Linked DNA regions of Mus musculus: all the other regions are linked to region 2. The links are chromatin loops, found by intact Hi-C in ENCODE. Cell type or tissue: heart. All regions are shown on one strand.

The links. Peaks named below come from ENCODE experiments on the same cell type or tissue, not always from the same donor. Only the 100,000 strongest peaks of a DNase experiment are listed, where the experiment ranks them.
Region 1: it touches region 2 in a loop (22-fold over the local background); 19 of 42 quality-filtered maps call a loop at or near these places.
Region 3: it touches region 2 in a loop (6-fold over the local background); 8 of 42 quality-filtered maps call a loop at or near these places.

What each region holds. Positions count from the first base shown.
Region 1 is chrX:105,002,371-105,010,370 of GRCm38, reverse strand. It overlaps Gm33486 (a long non-coding RNA gene), which reads left to right and starts at 6,475. Exons shown (of 3, transcript XR_387034.2): 1 at 6,475-7,035; 2 at 7,139-7,288. In heart, a CTCF peak has its summit at 3,658 (motif pointing right); no DNase peak of the experiment used is centred here; H3K27me3 peaks cover 1,654 bases.
Region 2 is chrX:104,176,077-104,184,076 of GRCm38, reverse strand. The region is part of intron 1 of Nexmif (neurite extension and migration factor); the gene reads left to right. Among named protein-coding and RNA genes, the nearest start is that of Nexmif, 21 kb to the left of the region's middle. In heart, a CTCF peak has its summit at 4,627 (motif pointing left); no DNase peak of the experiment used is centred here.
Region 3 is chrX:104,746,259-104,754,258 of GRCm38, reverse strand. No RefSeq gene overlaps it. Among named protein-coding and RNA genes, the nearest start is that of 1700121L16Rik, 67 kb to the left of the region's middle. In heart, a CTCF peak has its summit at 4,698; no DNase peak of the experiment used is centred here; H3K27me3 peaks cover 339 bases.

The DNA.
Region 1 (8,000 bases), 830 kb before region 2:
CTAATACCTCAGCCCCGTTATGAATTTAGAACTTAATTTTGTCCAGCATGTTCATTTACATAGCCACTGTCTGTGGGGATTTCACCATCTATCACATTGTATGTTTTTAGTCATCTTGATCTCTTTAGCCCACAAGTATAGTCATATCATGTACCATTTTATAATGTGAAAACCCTCCCAAATCCCACTCCAAACCTCTGTTTTCTGACTCAAGTTTCCTCTGTTTCCAACACACAGCCCTTTGCTCCCAATACCTTGTTTTTTGTTCTCCCCCCCCCCACCCAGTAGCAAAATATACAGCTGTAGATGTGGCTCAATACATGGTATTTGATTACCATGAGTTATGGAATTTAACACCCAGCATCACACAGAAACAAATGAAAAATGTAAGGTTTAATGTTTTACTCATTTGTGAGTGTTATGTACATTTGTATATATGTGTCTGCATGCATATGTGGTGAGGGGGAATATGCATGTATATATGTGGAAGACAGATGTTGATACTGGGTTCCTTTCTTGATTCCTCTCCACCTTATGTATTAAACTCTCACTTGAGTCCAGAGCTCACCAATTCAGGTATCCTAGGCAGTCAGCTTGTCCCCGAGATGCCCTGTCTCTACTTCCTGGAGCACTGGGGATGCAGGCAGACCTCCACACCTATATGCCACTTGGCTGGATACTGAGGCTCTCCCACTTAGCAAGTGTTTTACTCATCAAGCCATCTCCAGCCCCCTAATTTACCACTTTAATAATTTAAACTGTATAGTTCAGTGGAATTAAACACATTCTCATTGTTATGAAATTATTCCCATATCCACTTCCAGAATTGTCTGATCACTCCAAACAGGCATTTAACAGATGTTAAACAGTTAAATTTTCATTTGATCCTTTCCAAGTTGCTGGTAAGCTGTAATCTACATTCTGCATCTAAATTGTCATATAAGTTTCATTTAAGAAGAATTACAGAAAATATGTCCCTTTTGTCTAGTTTATTTCGCCAAGCATATTTTTGAGGTTCATTCAGGTTACGGTCTGGACCTGGATTTCTTTCTATGTAAAGGCTATTATCTCATTTTAAAAGCACATCCATTACATTTTGTGTAGTCACTCATCTGTTGGACATTCATATATTGCTTCCAACCTTTGGCTGTTGAGCATAATGCTTCTGTGAACATCAGTGCACAATTGTCTGCCTGTATCCCTGCTTTCACTTCTTTTGATAATATACTTAGGAATGGAATGGTCATGTGGTAATTGTATTTTTAACCTTCTGAGGAACTAGACTCAACATGACTTGTTACTTTCCCTTTCTTCATTAAAAAGTGTACTAAAACATACATAAACCATCAAATTGACTGGGCCATTGTATCAGATATATGGTAAAACATTCTGAATGTTTGCGCAAATTCTCTAGGATGAGGTAAACACTTAAACTAGCAGGCTTTCTGTGAAGCTGGTGACACACCATCATACTGGCACAGGTGCATCTCACCAATGAAAGACTGAATAGGAAAAAAAAAAAAAAAAAAAAAAAAGGACCGGGCTTCCCTGGTCAACAGTGGATCCATCATTAGTCATTGGACTTGAACTGTAACAACAGCTCTTCCTGAGAATCTGTTCTTGAACTAAAACATCAGTGTCAGTGTTTGCATCTTCAGCTTGCCAGGCTGCTGCTGCTGCTGCTGCTTCTTCTTCTTCTTCTTCTTCTTCTTCTTCTTCTTCTTCTTCTTCTTCTTCTTCTTCTTCTTCTTCTTCTTCTTCTTCTTCTTCTTCTTCCCTCTTCTTCTTCCCTCTTCTTCCCTCTTCTTCTTCCCTCTTCTTCTTCCCTCTTCTCCTTTCTCCTCTTCCTTCTCCTTCTTTGTAATTTTGTAGTTTCTAGTCTCATCAATTTTATGAACTAAGCCTTTAAAATAGATTTCCTAGATTGTTTTTCTTCATTGGGGTCTGCTTCCTGAAGTCAATAATTTCAATTGTCTTACTTTCAAGTTTATTGAAATCTCAGGTCCTCCTGTTTACAATACAAGGGCTTTACCCACTAAAATATGCCAGGCCCTTTGCTAATGTTTTAAAGGGTTTCTTTGAAGTTTATGAGCTTTCCAAGGCTTTGCAGATTTGGTCTTTGTTGGGACAGCCCTTGACAAGGTAACAAGTTCTGAAACTAAAGACTACCACAGGGGACAAGATTACATTTCCCAAGACTCTTTTCTGAGCACACAGGATGCCTTATCATTCCTATAACTTTCATGAGATCCAATATGCATATGACAGCTGTTATAGACCCTCAAGTCCTAGACATTCTTTCTTTAGCTTCTTTGTGTTTTCAAAGGCCTGTTGTTTGCCTCCACTTATGACAACATGTCTCAGAGGACTGTGGCTCTCTAGTTTTCCTGCAGCTCGTGCGAGCAGTACTGAATACTCCCCCCCCCCCCCACACACACTTAGTTCCAAGTTCAGTAAAGATGAATGCTAAGTACAGTAAAGATGAATGCCTTGAATTTTTAAAAAAGGTACAGAAAAGCTGTACACAGTAACATGAAAATTGAGTGTGCTCTACTTCTTCCTGTTCAAGGGAGAGAACTGAGTGCTAGGGCTGACTCTTTAAGACCAAAACAAGCAATCACAGAGTTCTCCGGAAAGGATGTCATGCAAGAGTGGGTCCAATACCACTACCTATCAATTTGGCGATGCCTTTTTTATTTGCTTGGCTGATGCCAAGTCTTTGGCTCTTTCCCAGACTCTGGCAATGTTGTTTTAAAGAGCCTTGGCTTGGACTTGGTTTGATTTGCTTTGATTTCCTTTTTTTTTCTTTCTGAGAAGGAAGACAAAGTAGATCAGTGGTTCTCTGCCTATGGGTTGGGATCACATTGGCAAACCCTTATTTCCAAAAATATTTAGATTACAATTTCATAACAGTAGCAAAATTACAGTTAGGAAATAGCAACAAAAATAATTGTATGGTTGGAGATCACCACACGGGGAACTCAAAGGGTCACAGCATTAGGAAGGTTGAGAACCACTGGCTTCTTCATCCACAACTTCATTGTCGTCCACTCTAACCTTCTAGGATTATCAAGGCTGGTTTCATTAGTGCATTTGCCTTTTGGCTTTGCCTTCCAAGTCCTTAAAGGTACAAGGTCTTTTACATTAGTCATGTCTTTCTATCATCCTTGGATTGGCAGAGGAGCAGAGGGTCTTTGATAAAATTCAATGAAGCACCAATCTTTACAAGGGAGAGAGTGGAGCATATGAAAACATTGAAAATGTCCTTCTCATTAGTGCAGTGTAAGGCAGAGACAGTGGCAGTGCTAGCCAATGAAGGGATCGGCCCTCGATGTGGGATAAACAAACTCATGTACCCCTTCACCTGCCATACAATGTTCTCTCCATCTCTTTGACATAAAAGCTTGTTGCTAAGGATTCATGGCATGCAGTACAGATCACTTGGTGTAAAGTCTTCCTGGAGGCTTTCTTGTTTATGGGCAAGTCAACTGAAAAAGAAAGAAAAGAAAAGGCAAGACATAGAGGGAGAAAGAAGTAAAGGAAGGAAAGAAAGAATGAAGCTAAAAAGGAAGGAAACAGAAAGGAAAGAGATAAGGGATGTAATAATGTAATAAATAATCTATTACATTATTACACATTTATCTATTCCATTAGCTTCCTGAAGATGGCAGCAGTGTTCTGTGAACCCAACCTCCGCAGGCCTTTCTCTCCAAGCACCCACCATAGGTGTGAAATGCTTATGACTCTGCCTAGCATAGATTGTAATCTTTAACAGAATTGTTTATCAGTGTGATAGCTGAAGATCTGCCTCCCAGCACTGGCTCCATTTGCATCTCTTTGATACTCAGGAAAGGAACGGATTTCTGTGTCTCAAAGCATTTCTCTTTCTTCTCTGAACAATTTTCATATCCTTTTTTCTATATTTACACCAGGATTTAATTTTGTGGCTTTTACTTTTTCTCGTTACAAAAATAATATGCATGCACTGTGGAGATTGGAATAAACTTAGAAATTTTACATACTCCCAGAGACAATGGTTTCAACATTTAGATTCATTTTTACTACCATCTGTGTAGTTTCTTGCCTTGATCACATTTTAAATAATTTTGCTCTATATCTTGTTTTTTTCCCCCATATAACTCTATGCTGATATTTTCTGTGCTGTTAACAATTCTGGCATATATTTTGAACATAGTTTTACTTTATGATTTAAAGAGTAATTCATCAGTACTATTAAATACTAGACTATGTGATTTGGACAACCCCCCAAAATATCTGTTACTAAACTTTTGGTATGTATGTTATGCATGAGTCTGCCTGATTGAGTTTGTGTGCACATAACGTGGAGCCAGGGGTCAACTTCAGGAGCCATCCACCTGATTGTGACAAGGTCTCTCAATTGTCTTTCATCTCACTCAGTAAGTTAGTCTTGCTGGCCAAAGTTCAGGCAAAAAATCTGAGTGTAGTAGTAATTGCTTGTACTCCCCAAACTAAGAAGGTGGAGATGGGCAGATCTCTGGGGCTAGCTTACACACACACCACCGGTTTAATTGTGTTAGCATTCGTCTCTCATCCATTAATCTAAACTACAGACTACATAAATCAATTTTGCAGTTTTATTTACAAAAGAATATTTTATTAGATATTTTCTTTATATACATTTCAAATGCTATCCCGAAAGTTCCCTATACCCCCCCCCACTCCCCTACCCACCCACTCCCTCTTCTTGGCCTTGACATTCCCCTGTACTGGGACATATAAAGTTTGCAATACCAAGGGGCCTCTCTTCCCAGTGATGGCCGACTAGGCCATCTTCTGCTACATATGCAGCTAGAGACACGAGCTCTGGGGAGACTGGTTAGTTCATATTGTTGTTCCACCTATAGGGTTGCAGACCCCTTCAGGTCCTTGGGTGCTTTCTCTAGCTTCTCCATTGGGTGCCCTGTGTTCCATCTTATAGATGACTGACCATCCACTTCTGTATTTGCCAGGCACTGACATAGCCTCATATGAGACAGCTATAACAGGGTCCCTTCAGCAAAATCTTTCTGGGATATGCAATAGTGTCTGGGTTTGGTGGCTGATTATGGGATGGATCCCCGGGTGGGGTAGTCTCTGGATAGTCCATTCTTCATCTTAGCTCCAAATTTACAAAAGGAAATTAAAAAAATTTTTTTTCAATTTTTTTATTAGATATTTTCTTCATTTACATTTCAAATGCTATTCCAAAAGTCCCCTATATCCTCCCCCGCCCTGCTCCCCTACCGACCCATTTAGCCCTGGCATTCCCCTGTACTGGGGCATATAAAGTTTGCAGAAAAAAATATGATATTCCCTTTTGTAAATAATATATATTACTTAATTTCAACTTTGTTTTATTTTAAACCATTGAATAATTGAACTTAGAAAGCCACAGAATCAATGAAGATATCTAAGCACAACTTTCTTTGTCCCTAAGCCTGTATCTGGGTCTTAGATGTGTATTGTCCTCTTCCAAAGTCAGTGAGCCATCCCCCCAACCCCTGGTAATCCCTCTCTAGTTCTCTCTCTCTCTCTCTCTCTCTCTCTCTCTCCCTCTCTCTCTCTCTCTCTCTCTCTCTCTCCTCTACCATATGCTTAAATCTCAAGTATGTGTTATCCCTTATCTTGGCATAATAAATTCACTAACTTTTGTTCACACATATACTCCTGAAATTATTTTTTTGTAGTGTAGTCAAACATCCAGCTTTACCCAACTTCAGGCCCCTAAGGGGTTGGGGGTGGGGGGAGTAGGTGGGACAGTAGCTCCTAATGGCTGCTGAGCTGTGTCTCACCACTGTTCCTGACAAGACCAGAGATTTTGAATTTGGTACCTTAAATTCTCTTCCCATTATTAATATGCTTCACGTAAAGATAAACTTCTAAGGGTATATGCGGTACCCTACCCACAGGATTTTACCACCAAAGCAGGGGGTGGGATCACATCACCCATGGCCAGCCACCAGGGAGCTTCATAGTGCTGGCAGTGAAAACAATAGCAAATGGTCACTGAACCCTTGCCCTATGTCAGAAATTAAAATTATCTCTTTATATAAATTGACTCATTTGGTATTCATAACAAGATGGTGGTGGGGCACACCTTTAATCCCAGCACTGGGGAGGCAGGGGCAGTAGAATTCCCTAGCTTGGAATAACAGAGTGAATTTCAGGACAGCCAGGACTACACAAAGGAACTCTATACAAACAAACACACAAACAGAAAAAGAAATGAAAAATAAAGAAAGAGGAAGGAAAGAAGGAAGGAAGGAAAGAAAGAAGAAGGATTCATAATAACTCTATGAAGTATGGCTATTATTACCAACACTTTATAGATGGAGACACCAAGAAGATCTCTTTGCTGGAGAAGCAAAGAGATCCAGTGAGCTGAACTGTCTAAATACAAATGTGAGATCTGAGAAGTCCTTGTGTTTATCAGTATTTTAGAGAAGATTATTTTAATCAAAGTAGATGTTGCTTTCTGCCTAGAGGTGAAAGAATATATAGGAGGAAGTCAGTGTATTTGTTGGAGAAGGGAAGACTAGAGATAATGCTACAGAAGTGGAAAATAATTACAAAGGGAAGTAGGGAAGTCAAAGATACACTTTTCTTTTACAGCAGGACTTCACTAAAATATCAAATTACACATTTTCTGCAGAAGGCTTGTGGGGCAGATAAACCCCAGTGAAGCTGGAAGAAACCAAACAGAAAGAAAACACCAAGCAAACACTTCGAAGGAGACATTTTAAACAGGACTGTGGACTAGTAAAGAAGAAAATTAAACAGGGAAGTAATTGTGAGAGAAACAGCTGCACCGGGAAACCAACTGTCAGTAAAAATAACCTCAGGCTGCGCAGAGGGGCTGTAAGGCTTGGAAAGAGTTGCAGAAGCAAAGGCAGCTGCTTTAATTGGCAGCCCCCACTCCTGCACTCCCTCACAAATACCCCATCCTGAGAAGTTCTGCTTTAAGGATAATTAGAGGGAAAAGGCACAGTATTTGATGGTGCTGTCTGGCATAAAGTAAGTGCTAAGTAAATGTCACCAGTTATTGTCATTTCCACTCACATTATTAAAACAGGATCTTTACTCAGTCCTCTACATCAAGTCTCTCTCCTTCTGTCAGCCCATCATCCCACCGGTGACTTGTATTCCTCACCTTGAAGGGCTCATTTCTGCAGCAGAGAGTGCACAGGCTGGCCTACTACCTGGACAAACCTTGACCAGGAAGTTAAGAACATCTGGTGAAATGCTCGGAGGCCCTGCTTTGCCACAGGTCAGGAGGTTTATGTTCGCTTGAGTTGCCTGGCAACAAATAGCATTCATTTTTAATGAAAGGAAGACCTGACAATATTCAATTATACCTGAACTTTATGATTTTGGAAGACAGGGCCAGTTAATGCCTTTCTGGGTTCCTGGAGATGGTAAAGTCCTTGTCTAGCATGTTCAAAGTCCCGAGTTCAATCCCCAGAACAGCAAAAAACAAAGCAAACCAACCAACCAACCAACCAACCAACCAACCAACCAACCAAAACCATTATGAAAATCTTTCCACAGTTTTTGTTTTCTAGTAGACTTACTGCCCCAAAACCAACCTTCTGCATGTGACTTGTATAGGACTGCCATGTTTCCCTATAACAAAGCCGGTCACAGCCATTGCTTTCTAAGTTATTAGTTGAATTGTTTGTGTTCCCTGACCCCTGACCAGTTGGGACAGTGTGCCTAGTACCTTAACTTGTTCAAATAAAACAAACTTTTCCCCTTTTCTCAGGCTCTTTAACTTTGACCATCAGCAGCCGAAACGAGCACACACTGTTCCTTAATGGCCCCTTTTCCCCCTGGGAAAAAAACATTTCCTAATCACTTGCCATGCCCTTTCGTCCCTCTTCCTCACTCCTAGTCCTTTCTAGCTATATTCATTTCTCCTGGAAAACAAAAAAGAGCTAATAAACTATAATGGGAATGGGGTAACCCCAGCACCCAAGAGG
Region 2 (8,000 bases):
AAAGGAGCAGAAAGATTGTAAGAGCTAGAAGACCAGGGAATCTGTGTGAGATTATGTCTCCTATAAATGGCAGGGAAGGTTCACGCATGATACATCAGCAATACTGCTGCCTAAACAAGAGCTGAACAAAGATAATACCAATAGACATGTTATCATGGAAGGGGCCAATCTCATGGGTCCCATCCATTGACAAAGAACTATAGATAACTAAGAACTGCCAAGAGAGGGAGACTTAGTCACCACACAGATGAGCTGTCTAGTTGGTTACTAAATACCAAGTAGTCAGCCCTGAAATCATATACATACAAACAACACTAAATGGACCCAGAAGGTTGTATTAAAAAAAGAAAAAGAATTTGAAAGGAAGCAAGGAGGTAGAGATAGGGATTGGAGGGAGAAAAGGGAAGGGGGAAATTATCTAATTCTACTTTAATTTTCAAAAGAAGAGTAACAAGCTTGCTTAATCCACTGAGCCATCACTCTAACTCCCATCCCAGATCTGGTTCCTTAAAAGCTGACATCAAACCTTAGATTCCTGAAAAAAATCATTCTGGACAATTAGATAGCCATCTGGAGTGCTTGAGGTCTGACCAATGACATGGAAGGAAATCCTTTCACCTCTAAAATAAGCATGTTTTGGAGCACAAAGGGAGTTCCTTCTAGAGCTGCTGGTTCCATGGAAGTTTACCTTGGGGAATAAATAGTAGTGATTTATTCTGCTCCATTAAGTGGGCTGGGATGCTTAATTTCTCCACAGCTGGAGAATAAACGGGATGGAAATCATTAAAATGTCTTTATCACTTACTAAGAGAGGAGAGGTACATGTCTAGACAACTTGTATGCATACATATACACACAATTAAAAATTGTTTACAGTTTTGTTTTTATCATTTAATTGTAATCCATGCAAAGTGCATTCAATTGTCAGGAATTTCTGGAAGAAGGGAGAGTGGTAGTTTATTTTGTTTGTTTTTGGGGTGTGTGTGATATACATGCATGTATATGTGCATGCGTGTTCACATGTGTGTGGTGGTACATGTGCACATGTGTGCATATGGAAGCCCAAAGTTTGTATCAGATGTCACCTTCAATCATGTTTGACCTTATATAGTGAGGTCTTGCTAAATCCAGAGCTCATTATTTAGGCTATTCTGGGTCATCTGTTAACTCCAGGGATTATCTGTTCCTTATTTGTTCCACCTTTTGTGTACTGGCATTACGAAAAAGCCATTATGCTCTTACCTGCTGGTATTATACACAGGCAGGTATAATCATACCCACTTGACTTTTACATGAGTTCTGGGAAATCTAGTCCTTGCTGAGCCATCAACTCACACCTGGTGATAGATTTTTGTTTTAGGCAGTTGAACATACTGAGACAACAAAGCATGGAGAAACTGAGCAAGTTGAGTATCACACAGCAAAAAGGTATGATGTTGATATTAAAAAATAAAATAAGTGGGGTACAGAGTGGTTAAGATCAGTGGTTAAGAGTGTAGAGACCTGGAGTTTGGTTCTCAGCACTCATTTCAGGTGGCTCACATCTGCCTGTAACTCCAAGTCAAAGGGATCTGATGCCCTCTTTTTGCCTCCATGTGTACAAACCCACACTTAGACATACACATATACACATATTTTTAAAAAATAATTAAAATAAAAATGAAAGTGCCATTATCTTTTGTCTCTTAATTCTTACATTTCTATTTTTATTTTTCTTCTATTTCTATTGTATGTTGGGCACATCTATCTATCTATCTATCTATCTATCTATCTATCTATCTATCTATCTATCTATCTATGTGAGGCCACATATGTGCCACAGTGAGTATGTTGAGACCAGAGGACAATTTTTGAGAGTTAGTTCTCCCTTTCTGCCATATGAGGGGATGGAACTGAGGCATGGCAACAAGCACCTTTACCCAATAAGCCATCTTGGCAGTTCTCCTCCCAGGTCTTGGACCTTGTAAAGCTGCATCTTAGCCCACGACAACTCACCCATGGTTCTACGTTAATCAATTTAAATTGGTGCTGCTTTGCCCTTGCTGCCCTGACTGTCTTAATTTTGGCCAAATGGCAGCTCACAGTAGTTGTTATGAAGCCTTGCCAATTTTAATTGTTCTGTTCTTATCTCCAGCTTTTGGGCAGGGCTGGAAAGGTGCTAGAGTCATGCTAGTTGGTAGCTACATTTTGACCCCAAATTTGTCCAATAATGGTTTGTGTTTGGAAGGGGATGGTGTTCATTTACTATTGTAAATCAGTGAGAATCCCAGGATTGAGAACATCATGCTTTTATTTTTTAATATAATTTATTATTTATTTTTAGTTATTCTCTCACACATTTTCATCCACATTCTAGTTTTAAATAAAATTAAAAAGACTCCTTTATACAGAATCATATTCCCTATTAAAAAAGATTTTTTTGTTTAAATATACCTATTTCTAAAACCGCATAGCTACAGCCACCTACTTTTTGACAAAGGTGTTAAAAATATACATCAGAAAAAGACAGCCTCTTCAACAAACGATGCTGAGAAAACATTTGCATGTGCAAGAATAGGGCTAAATACATATCTCTTATCTTGCACAATAACCAATTTAAACTGGATAAAAGACCTTAATAAAAGAATGAAATGCTGAAACTTCTTGAGGAAAACGTAGGTAAAACACTTGAAGATACAGGAATAGGTAAAAATTTCACTAAAAGCAAAGGAAATAAACAGCGAGTGAAGAAACAGCCCACAGAAAGAAAAAATCTTTGCTAACTATATGTCTGTCTTTTTTTTTTTTTGTAATCAACTTGACACGCTAAACTCAGTTGAGAAAATGCTTCCATCAGATAGCCTGTAGTTAAGTCTATAGTGCATTTAAAAAATTACTGATGTGGAAGGCCCATCGCATTGTTTGTGGTACACCCGGGGTGGTTGGTTTGTGGGAATATATCAGAAAGCAGACTGAGCAAGCCATGAGGAGCAAACCAGTAAGCAATATTCCTTCGAAGTCTGCTTCTGTTCCTGCCTTCAGATTGTGCCTTGGCTTCCTTTGATGATAGGCTGTGCTATGGAAATGTAAGTCAACTAAACCCTTTCCCCTCCAAGTTGTTTTTAGTTTTGGTGTTTATCACAGCAGTAGAAGCTATAGCTAAGACAATTTCAGAGAGGGGATTAATATCTAGAATATATAAGGAACTCAAAAATAGGTGTCAAAGCTCACATCAACCGATAAGTGGGCTATGAATTGAACAGACTTAAATTAAGTAAATAATTAATTAACTTTACATTATGACTTCAGTTTCCCCTCCCCCTCCCAGTTCTTCTCCCCTTCCACTCCTCCTCCCTTTCTCCTTAGAAAAGGGAAGACCTCCCATGAATACCAACCAGCTTTGGCATATCAAGTTGCAGCAAGACTAAGCAGCTCTTCTCATATTAAGGCTAAAGGAGGCAGCTCAATAGGGGTAAAGGGTCCCAAAGGCAGGCAACAGAGTCAAAGACAGTCCGCATTCCAGCTGTTATGAGTCCCACATAAAGACTGAACTACACGCATTTCTTGAAAGAAACACAAGGGATAATACATATTTGAAAATTTTATTATCTTTATCCATCAATGAAAACTACACTGAGATTCTATCCACAGTCAAAATAGCTGTCTCCAAGAAAACAAATAACAGATACTGGTGAGGGTGTGGAGAAAGAACCTTTATATACTGCTGGTGGGAATATAAATAAATGTAGCCACTATGACAAGCTATATGGAGATGCATTAGTTATTTTTGACCAAGGCAACTTTAGAAGAAAGAGTTTATTTGGGCTCATGGTTCCAGAGGCATAACCATCATGATGGGAAAGCATGACAGCTTACATCTTGACTTACCATAAATTAGGTTTTAATAGGAAATGTTTATGGGTCAAATATCCCATGAAGCATAATAACACATGTGAGAAAGTAAGTCTGAAATGCAAGAATTAAAATAAAACCTCGGTTTTTTTGTATGGTGGTAGATAATGATTGATTGGTGAAGCCAGAACCTAGAATGTGTGTGGTTAGCTTTGGGAATAGGAGTGTGAACAGAACAAAAATTAATGTTTTCTAATTGTCCTTGCCTGCTGCAGATATTAAGCAGCTAGCTCTGTGTTTTTTTTTTAAAACCATTTATCAAATACTAATGGAAAGGTGCTGAGGTGTCGCTAATCCCAAACAGTATATAATCCCCAAGTCATTTTATTGTAATATCCTGTCATACATCCACACCCCAGTGCCCCTTCCCCGCTGTTCTATTTTAGAAGATTCGGAGACTGCACTGAGAGATTTGGCAAATGGGGTCAACTTTTATTGCTGGGCTGTCTGTGTTTATTCACACACAGGGTAAGAAATTTGTAACTGTCTTGTCACATTTCCTTTATATGTGCTCTAGTGATCTGGGAAGAACAAAAACTCTAGAGAAAACTTTTCTCCTTTACTATCTGGCCACTCCATCAATCTTAATATCAATTTGGACAAAGTATAAATTGTGGTGTGTACAAACTATTTCAAATCAGCTCCTCGGGATAAAAGATTGCCATACCAAAAGAACCTGAGGCTTTTAAAGTGTTTTGTGCTGAAACGAAATAGCCATCTATCTGTGGTGCCACCTACTGGCCAGAATAGGAAGGAGAAAGGAGCAAATGGGAAGGACTGAATTTCCTTCCAGTCCATGTTGGCCTTTTCAACTTCAGTGACAAATGGTGGGAAGAAACAGGTGAATGTGGACACTATCTATCCCTGCTTGGAGAGTAGAGCTTGTTGACAATTGGGAGCACCTCATTTATGTTAAGTCTTAGTTTTAATGTGTTATGGGTCTCTAAGACCGAGAACTTGGGAATTGTGATGATATAATTGAGTCTCCTAGAGAGGAAGGGAAAATGAGGCAGGGTTTTAACTATCAAAATGTATGAGCACTTTTTGTTTGCCAATATGGAGAAAAAACTAAGCCCTTTCGAACATAAATAAATAATAAATGTTATACCCCAAAATTATTAGCTTTTGGAAATATGGTTAATGTGTTTTTCTTCTAAATTAGGAAGTTAATGGCACAGCCAGGTCAGCTGTGAATATAAATTCAGATGGGTCTGAGTGATCTTGTGTTTAGGCAGCTAGAATCTTTACAAAATGTCTGATGAGCCCAAGATGAAACTTTGAGGGAAAGCGTCCACACTACTTGTAGATGCTATCAGATTTTGTATAGACATATGCTGAGTAGTTAAAAATTCTTCCAATTTGTTTCATTACAGTTTTCATATCTTACTCTTGGATGAAATATCTTCCTATTCTTTCTCTGACCTCATCATTCTGCCTCATATGTGTTGAATGGATGAAATTAAGTATAGTAGTTTTAATTTGAATAATTTTATTGACTTGGCTTGCCTAGCTGTGACTTTACAGCTAGACATGTGGTAGTATATATAAGTCTTACTAATCAGATGTATCTTTTATGTCTATAAACACATGAGGGTAAAAAAACAAAATGCCTGGATTTTTAGTCTTCTGTTTGCTTTGTACCAAGAGGCCTAAGAACTATGTCTACTTTATCTTCTCTAATGGTGAAATAAAACACTTTCACTTTTTCTATTACCAGAAATTTTCTGCTTTTTGGATTATTCGGTTTTCTTTACTCCTCAACTGTTCAGTGCCACATCTAACAAAGCATATGGTTTTTCTATCAAAGGAGCAGTCATTGCTCTTAGGTATGCAGGGGGAAAGCAAAAATTACAAGGGTTAAAAACCAATCCGTTCCTTTCTGGTATTTAACTTCTAAGTCAGCATCTTTTTTTTTTTTTTTCTTAAAAAAAAAAAAACAACTGTCTGGCTTTCCCTCCTTGCCTACCCTCACTCCTATACATAAATATTTTCTCCTTTTTGTTTCTCCTTTCCTCCTTTGCTAATATTATGGATGGACTGACAGCTCAAAAATACTCTAATTCTTTTTTTTTTTTTTTTTAGCCCTGGCTGTCCTGGAACTCACTTTGTAGACCAGACTGGCCTTGAACTCAGAAATCCGCCTGCCTCTGCCTCCCAAGTGCTGGCATTAAAGGCGTGCGCCACCACTGCCCAGCAAAAATACTCTAATTCTAAGGAACTAGATTTGTTCTTTGATATTTCATTGCCCCCGTGGTTTTAATTAGGTGTAAATTCTCCTATGCTTGCTTTGAAACATGCCTCAGGATCTTAGTGAGATTAATGCAGGGAGATGTTTCTCTCTTCATGGTGCCCAGGCAACATTTATTGTCATTAAAATAGTGTCATTCAAATGAGGTGGCTGATATTGGAAAATAAATGCAAGGTTGTTTGTTGTTCTGGGTCTGAGCTATGGTGAAGAGGTGGAATTGGAGGCAACACTTGAACCCTGCTTATGCAGTATGTATCTATGTATCTATAGCTCAATAGAAGACTCCTGACATGAGGACAAAGCTTCTAAGACTATATTAGGGTTGGGGCATGAAGATACCTGTCTCTTCTGCTTTCCAAGCTGAGAGGAAAATGTGAAAAAAAAAACATGCAAAGTAGCCAATGTACTCAGAAGGAAAAAAGTGGGTATCTTCTGAGCCCTGGGTAAGATCCTGGGTAATTCCTTTTGCCCTGCCAAGTCCTGGAAGCCCTATAATATTTTTTTCTTTCCTAATCAGGTTTTCTTCTGGTGGCCAGGTTAAAGAGAAATTGATTCCTTTATAGGCAGTGTTTAGCTTTTGTCCTTCTGCATTCAGGCTGTCAATTGAGAAACCCTCTTTTAGTCTGTAGGACTGCCTGCTGATGTTTAGGCTTAAACATTAAACAATCTTACAGACCTAATTAGTATTTATGGCTTGTGGCCAAGTCAACTAATTTTGCTTTGTAGAATTTCTGAGAGGAAAAAAAAAATCATACTTAGTGAAACTCCCTTCATGATATCTCCTTGAAAATTGAAGTGTTGCTGACCTAGTGGAAATATTTCGTCGTACACTAGATTGGGAACAACTCTCACAAAACATACCTTTTTATACTGTGTTCTTTATTACATCACACTGGGTTAAGCTGTGAAGAGATGAGGACGATAGTGGCCATTTTTTGAAAAGTAGAATAGATTGAATCAAATGTGTAGAGAACACTGCTTGATTGATTTGAAACTGAAGGTCTAGCCTCCCCAGCCCCTTGCTCCATGGCAGCAATTTCTTCTTGGCTAGAGACCTAAGCATCTGTGTCCAAATCTCATATCCTTTCCTGGATGGATTCAGCAAGGCAAACCTTGAGTTGCTTAGAGTTATTTTTTTTCACCATTCCCTAATTTAAGTTAAACTTAAAAATGAAAGCCATTAAGTAGCAAAACAAACAAATACAAGGATAATAAGAGAACATTTTGTCCTGGCCCTCAGAGGTCACTTTAATGTGACTAGCAGCATAAAACTTCACAAAGGCTTTCGCTGGAGGGTTACCAGAAGCTGCATCATTCAGTGTGTTGCCATATACTGCTATTCTTTCACTTTGGCATTATTTATTGATTGTAACAGGAGCACAGTATTTGTACCTATTAAGCCTTTTAGTTTCCTTTCAGCTTTTCCTGAGTAAAAGTAGAATGGCACCCATTATTGTTGAACTGTTCTCAAGGCTAAAAACCTCCTGAATGTTGTTTACATGCATGGTTACAAAGGCAAGTACTGAGGCAGAACTGCTTTGCCTGATTTGATTCCTATCAAGGGTAATGTGCGCTCTCTCTCTCTCTCTCTCTCTCTCTCTCTCTCTCTCTCTCTCTCTCTCTCTCTCTGTCTCTGTGAGTGTGTGTGTGTGTTCACACAGAAGAAGTGAGTGAGTAGAGTTTTAAGGAAGGGAGACTGGAAAGAAAACTTTCAATGAATTAAAACTACATACTGAGAAGATCCTGAAATTTAATTAGGAAAAGATGGCTGTGTTTTTTCTCTCACCTCCTCCTCCTCTCTCTCTCTCCTTTCCTTCCTCCATCCTTCACTTTGTAACAGCACCAAAGTGAAATGAGACTA
Region 3 (8,000 bases), 570 kb before region 2:
CATAAGTTTGGGTATGTTGTACGTTCATTTTCATTAAATTCTAAAAAGTCTTTAATTTCTTTCTTTCTTTATTGCTTGACCAAGTTATCATTGAGTAGAGAGCATTGTTCAGCTTCCATGTGTATGTAGGCTTTCTGTTGTTTTGTTGCTATTGAAGGCCAGCCTTAATCCGTAGTGATCTGATAGGATGTATCTAGTCTGTTATTCTATGTCTTTTTATTGGGGAATTGAGTCCATTGATGTTAAGTGATGTTAAGGAATAGTGATTATTGCTTCCTTTTATTTTTGATGTTATTTTTATGTTTGTGTGGCTATTTTCTTTTTGGTTTGTTGAAAGAAGATTACTTTCTTGCTATTTCTAGGGTGTAGTTTCACTCTTTGTAAAAACTCTTTGAGTTTTCTGTCTATTATCCCTTGTAGGGCTAGATTTGTGGAGAGATATTGTGTTAATTTGGTTTTGTCTTGGAATATCTTGGTTTCTCCATCCATGGTATTTGAGAGTTTTGCTGGGCATAGTATCCTGGGCTGGCATTTGTATTATCCTGTATGACATCTGCTCAGGATCTTCTAGCTTTCATAGTCTCTGGTGACAAGTCTGGTGTCATTCTGATAGGTTGGCCTTTATATATTACTTGACATTTTTCCCTTAGTGCTTTTAATATTCTTTGTTTTGTGCATTTAGTGTTTTGACTACTATGTGACGGAAGGAATTTCTTTTCTGGTCCAATCTATTTGGACTTCTGTATGCCTCTTGTATGTTCATGGGCATCTCTCTTTAGGTTAGAGAGGTTTTCTTCTATAATTTTGTTGAAGATATTTACTGACACTTTAAGTTGGGAATCCTCAGTCTCTTCTTATCTATTATCCTTATGTTTGGTCTTCTCATTGTGTCCTGGATTAGGTGTTTTGGGTTAGGAGCTTTTCAAATTTTGCATTTTCTTTGACTGTTGTGTCAATGCTTTCTATGGTATCTACACCTGAGAGTCTCTCTTCTATCTCTTATATTCTGTTGGTGATGCTTGCATCTATGACTCCTGATCTCTTTCCTAGGTTTTCTGTCTACAGGGTTGTCTCCCTCTGTGATTTCTTTATTATTTCTATTTTCACTTTTAGATCTTGGATGGTTTTGTTCAATTCCTTCACCTGTTTGGTTATATTTTCCTGTAATTCTTTAAGGGATTTTTGTGTTTCCTCTTTAAAGGCTTCTACCTGTGTTCTCCTGTATTTCTTTAAGGGAGTTATTTATGTCCTTAAAGTCCTCTCTCATCATCATGAGAAGTGATTTTTAGATTGGTGTCTTACTTTTCCAATGATGGTGCATACAAGACCTGCTATGTTGGAAGAATTGGGTTCTGATGATGCCAAATAACCTTGTTGCTTATGTTCTTGCCCTTGCCACTTGCCATCTGGTTACCTCTGGTGTTAGCTGGTCTTGCTGTCTCCAACTGTGGCTTTTCCCTCCTGCAAGCCTGTGTGTCAGTACTCCTGGGAGACTAGTTCTCTCCTGGAGGAATTTGGGTATGCAGAGCTGTGGCACAGGGTCAGCTCTGGGGTGCAGACAGAAGCCAAAAGGACCCTGTCCCTGGCTGTTCCTTGGTTCTTGTCTCCTGATGGCTCTGGGTGGGTCCCTCTTGGGCTAGGAATTTGAACAAAAGTGGTGGTCTTACCTGTGTAGGTGTGTCAGCACTCCTGGGAGACCAGTCCTTTCCCAGCGGTATTTTGTTCTGGAGAGTTGTGGGTCAGGGTCAGTTCCCCTATGTGTTTCTTATATGTAAATGATACTAACAGCATTGCAGAGTGAATGAATAAAACATGAATTATTAATATATTCCTCCTCCATAAACCGTGATATATTCCCACATTCTGCACTCTAACCTTCTCAAACAACTAAATATCTAATAAAAGCAGCTTCTACTCACTTTGATTTTTCTGTTTATGTTTTCTACAAACTATGGAATAATTTTCCAAGCCATAGCTCATCCTTATTTTTAACTATTTTTAATGACAGAGTATGTTTGAGGTGTGTGCACGAGCACACACACACCACAGATGGGGAATGAGGTGGGCTGGATGCTTATCAGAGGAAAAGATGATGGTGACAAGAAGAGATTTAATATAGAATTGGAGATGATGAAAGCTAGAATTAAGGGACAAACCTTATGGATTGTTACCTAATTTATACTCTTTAGACACCTTGCTATAGAAGTTCTAGCCCACACAAAAAGAGTGGAGCTTTGAAATGTATTGACAATGGGAAATTTTACAGAACTTTTCAGGGAATTGGTAAGAGAACTCATGAAAATACAAATCAGATTCCTTAAAAGTCTTGCTTGTAAAAATACTTACACAAATGCCCGTAGGTCCAACTCTCTGTAATGATAAATCTGGGACTAGATCCAATATACCATGTCCTAGATATTCAGATTCTTCTCTGACTATTTCTACATAAGAAAAAAAAAACTGAGGCATTGAGAGATTTGGTTAAAATACAAGAAAATATGTCCTCAAAGACTATTTTTGTACATGTGAGAGGCTTTTTTTTTCTTAAATTCAGTGAGAACCACCAAGAAAAATAAATTATACAGGGACATTTGGGGGTCTAGCAACTTTTTCATTTAATCTCCACACTAATTTGCACAGCTTATAGGAAGCTGAGGTGCAAGTTGGTAACTGTTTCCTTGTGGTTACTGCATGTTGCCTTAGACTAACCTGGAATAGGCTTCCCAAAAATTCTCATCACTCATGCAACTGGCAAATACTTGACTTTAGGTCTAAATAGAAAACACCTATCTAAACCCTCATGAGTCAGTTTGTACTTGCCCATGACTAGGCCCTCTCTTGCCTGTCTTCTGATTTTCATAAAGGTTCTTCTCTCCATTTTATCACCTTGGATCACACATTATTATTGCATAGCCTAGACTATGTGCTCCATCTAACAAATGGATTACCTAGCTGGAAACATAGTAGAATGCTTATGTAATAAGCCTGAAGTTCTACCTCATGAAGAAAGATTACTGTAAGATACAATGTTTTCCTCACGCCCATCACACAACTATTTTATCATCTCTGAAATCCAATTAAGATATATGTAGGTTATAATTTATAAATCACTACTAACTTAGAATACTGAAAAGTCTCCACCTACAAGACACCTCTCACTACATACACTACATCTTTTTGTGTTATATTACTCTTAGACTCAGCACCATAAAGCCATAGACCAATCTGATGCATCTTTTCATTCTCTTGCTCACAACTCTTCAACTAGGAGATGAACTAGAAGATATCACTATTAAGCATACAATGGACACCAACTCTGTTTCTTCCCTGTTTGTTCTAGCCCCAAACACATTTTCTTACCATCTATGAGCCTTCCAGATTATGACATTCATGTCTCTAGTCGCATGATGAACCCACTGATCAGATAGTAATTTACTTACTCCATTCAACTATTATGATTAGTACTAGGCAATGCACCTCTCTTCTTTCGTACCATGATGCCAACGCTCATGTTCCTGAGCCTTAATGCTTTCTGTGGACTTTATACCAAGTTTTTGCTTCTCTCCCCAGAAACTAGTTTATGAATTTTTTTCTACTAATCATCATTGTGTGCAGAGGCACATTTGGATGGTAGCTTCTTGTCATTGCTCAATTCATGAAACCATGAAACAATTATAACACTAGAGTCAGTACTGCCTAAGAAATAACCAGAAGATCCAGCCTTTAGAGATACCTGGGACCTGGCTTTTAGAGCAATTGAAAAGGCTATACCTAATACCCTCCTCCTATGTATTCTCTGACATATGCCCTCAGAGGGAAAAATGATAGAGGAAGTAAGTAGATAAGAGAGTGAGGGATGATGAACAAAGGTGATTGAGAATGTGGATTTCTGCCTGGGAAGAGTTTTCCATCTTCCTGGAGATACAAGAAACATTCCTCTACAAACACAAGAAGGAAGAGCACATGTATTATTCTGGCTCCTGATCATTCCTGAGCCTGGTAGGAAATCCTCCAGTGCCAACAAACATAGAGAATGCAATCCTGTATTCCACTCTCTTATCTGGCCCGGCCCCATACAGAAATGGCACTTTTGTAATGGAAAGAGCTTGTACACAGAAGAGCTAAATATGATAATTTATCTTCTTCCTGAACTCCTTCCACTATGTATAACAACAAACTAAAGAGTAGCTGTATCACAAAGGAAATGTATATATCTGACATTCAACAACTCTCACAATGTACCTCCATTAATGTACTCTCACGAAGAACCCTCCACAGGTTCTACAACAGACCTGGCAGAGGGAAATAGAGTAATGGGGGTATATAATCACACTACAGCCAGTGACATGTCTGAGAACATAGAGACTGCAACAGCCAACATAAAGACCTCAACTTTCTTTCAAAGCCTAGGCTGAATATCAGTTAGCATTGCAGCCCAACTTAATTTTTTGTTTGCAAAGATTTCTACAGCTCAGGTTTTGACATACAGGCTTGAGAAGGCCCATTTGTTTCCTGAATACTGTCCCAGCCAGATGAGGTCCTGAAGTATGATTCTCTACATCTGTTTCAGTTCAAAATAAGAATGTGTAGCTAGTCTTGTGGGAGATTTGTTCCTTCTCTAATCAGTCAGATCTGGATATCCTCATCTTATTGTGGCCTCCAGACCAGGAATACATAGAGTGTATTGCAACTGCTCTGACACTAGAGGCAGTGTTGAATAACAAGAGACAGCTTTATTTTCAGGATGTATCTGGTATTGGGTTTTAACTGTAAGAATGGAAAGGAGATTTCAAATAAATATACTTTTTCATATGGAATACTTCCCTTCCCGCTTTCATTTTCTGAGTCTCTCACACATCCATCCTCAGCATTTCAAAGGTTTATCAGTCCAACTTTCTAACTGGAAATGTGTTATGAGGAATTGGCAAAGGAATATAGAGAAGAACAAAGTGGGCAGATGCTCTTTTATACACAGTTTAAATCCAAATTTGAAGTTAGTTTAGCTAAATTGTTGTAATATGTAGTTGTAAAAAATAATAGAAATATCCTATGGACCCTTTACTCAGCTTTCCACTATAGCAACAACATAGAAAACTACTGTAGATGGTAACAACCAGAATATGAATACTGATACACAAAGTTGTACAATATTCCTATCACTGTACACATTCCTCCTGATGCTTTGTAAAATAACCAAACGTCTTTTCCTCCTGCTCCCACCTTCTCTTTATGCCTTGGCAACTACTAATCTGATCTACATTTTTATAATTCTGCCATTTCAGGAATGTTATAGAAATGTAATAATACATGATGTAAGCCACTGAGATTGGCCTATTTCATGAACATAATGCTTTGGACATGCAGCCAGGTCACTGGCTATATCAACTCTTCCTTTTTATTCCACACTCTGGAAGCACCACAGTTTTACTATCCATGTTCTGAGGATTTCAGTAATTTTCAATTCAGTTTATGTCAAATAAGCCTGTTATAGCATCCATGCTTGGCTCTCTGTATGGAGATGAACTTTTGTTTTTCTGGGATGAATCTCCTAGAATAAACTTAGCAAATCATACAGCAGTTTCATGTTTAGGCTTAAGAACATCCCAAGTGTTTTCCAGAGTGGCCATATCATTTACACTCCCAATTGCTGCACACACATTTCACTTACTCCCTCTGCTTTTGAGGTTTCTGGTTTTAATTGGATTCCTCAAATGCCTTATACTGTTAAATATATTTTCATATGTGTCATTATCATTTGTATATCCTCATCTTTAAATCTATGCACTCGCTCTTGCTTCCTGTTTTTTTCTCATTTTCAGTAGATTTTATTTATTTATTTATTTATTTATTTAATCCCAACCACAGTTTCCTCTTCCCCCTCCATCCATTCCTCCTCTGTTTCTCTTCACAAAGGGTCCCAGAAATAGACAACAGAGTCAGAGACAACCCCTGTTCCCATTGTTAGGAGTCCCACAAAAAGACCAAACTACACAGCTGTAACATACGTGCAGAGGGCCCTATATTAGGCCCATGAAGGCTCCCTGGTTGGCAGTTCAGTCTCTGTGAGCCCCTATGGGCCAGGTTAGTTGAATCTGTGGTTTTCTTGGAGTGTTCTTGACCCTTCTGGTTCCTACAATCCTTCATTCCCTCTTCTGCAGGATGTTTCAAACTCTGCCGAATATTTTGTGTGGGTCTCTGCATCTGTTTCCATCCACTGATGGATTAAGTCTTTCTGATGACGACTGGACTAGGAACCAATCTTTGAGCATAGCAGAATATCATTAGGAATTAGTTCATTGACTTTATTATTATTATTTTTTTTGGCCAGTCATGTTTGGTTCTACATTAGGTCTCTGGGCTCTCCAGCTTCTGGGTCCCAGCCCTCCAGGCAATGTCAGGGATAGGATCTCTCTTTAAATGAGTCTCAATCTGGACCACTCATTGGTTGGGCACTCCACAATTTCTGTGCCACCTTTATCCATGCCCATCTTGTACATACAACAAATTATAGGTCAAAGGTTTGTGGTTGGGTTGGTGTCCCAATCAGTCCACTGGAGGTCTTGCCTGGTTACAGGATATGGCCTGTTCAGGCTCTGTATCCCCATTGCTTGGAGTCCATTGCACTTGATTTCTAGCTCATTCCAGATATGCGCCACCATTCCAGTTTTCTTTCCTAGTACTCTCTCACTCCCTCCTCTGCCGACTTGATCCCTCCTGTTTCCATCCACACCAACTCAGACCCCTCCCCCATCTACCTTCAATGTCTATTGTAGTTTCCTTCACAGTGAGATTCATATGTCCCTGTCTTGAGCCCTCCTTATTACTTAGCTTCTCTGGGCCTGTAAATTGTAACATTTCATAGATAATTGTCTAACTAAATTATGACACAGGGCAGGAGAGTTAATATATCCTTGAGGCAAAACTGTGAAGGTATACTGTTGGCCTTGCCAACTGAAAGCAAATTGCTTCTGGTGGTCCTTATGGACAGGTACTGAGAAGAAGGCATTTGCCAGATCAATAGCCGCATACCAGGTGCCAGGAGATGTGTTAATTTGCTCAAGTAACGAAACTACATCTGGTACAGCAGCTGCAATTGGAGTTACTACCTGATTTAGTTTTCGGTAATCAACTGTCATTCTCCATGATCCATCTGTTTTCTGCACTGGCCAGATAGGAGAGTTAAACGGAGATGTAGTGGGAACCACCACCCCTGCATCTTTCAAGTCCTTGATAGTGGCAGTAATTTCTGCAATTCCTCCAGGAATACGATACTGTTTTTGATTCACTATTTAGCACCTTGATTTTTAAACACATGAAACACATATGCATTAAAACAATTCTAAATAAAAGCACTAGGACTTCCTCATGTCCATCTCCCCAAGGAAAGGCTGGAGAGTATCAAAGCTGTTGCTGGAAATTAACTAGGGCAACACAACACTTTAGCAGACTTTATTCCCTGAAGTTAGGAGGTGCTGTCCTGTGGCTGTCACACCACCTCATCAGATTCCAGCCCGTGGATCTCATATAACGTGTCCAGTATGGCCAGCTGCTTTTCCATAGCGGGGAGGTAAAGGCTGAGGTCCCTCTGCATGCCAGCACTGAAAGCTTCTTTCTGGTGGTCGCCTTCTTTTATGGTTAGCGCAGCTACAAAGTCCTCATAGGATGGCGCTGCCCTCAGTGCTAACGCAAAGACCCCTCGAACTACCCAGCCATGGTGTTGCCGTAATGTTTTGCCATATGCGTTATTCAGTGCTGTCTGGATATCCTTTTCTCCATTACAGGCCCAGAGAACTTGATGCCCCAGGGAGTGGGTTGTTATCCTCTATTCAACAGCTAATGTCCATTTATAAGTGAGGACATACCATATTTGTCTTTCTGGAATCTGGGTTACCTCACTCAAGATGATCTTTTCTAGTTTGATTTATTTGCCTACAAATTTTTATTGATTTTTAAGTGCTAAGTAATACAGTATTGTATAAATGCACATTTTTTAAATCCAT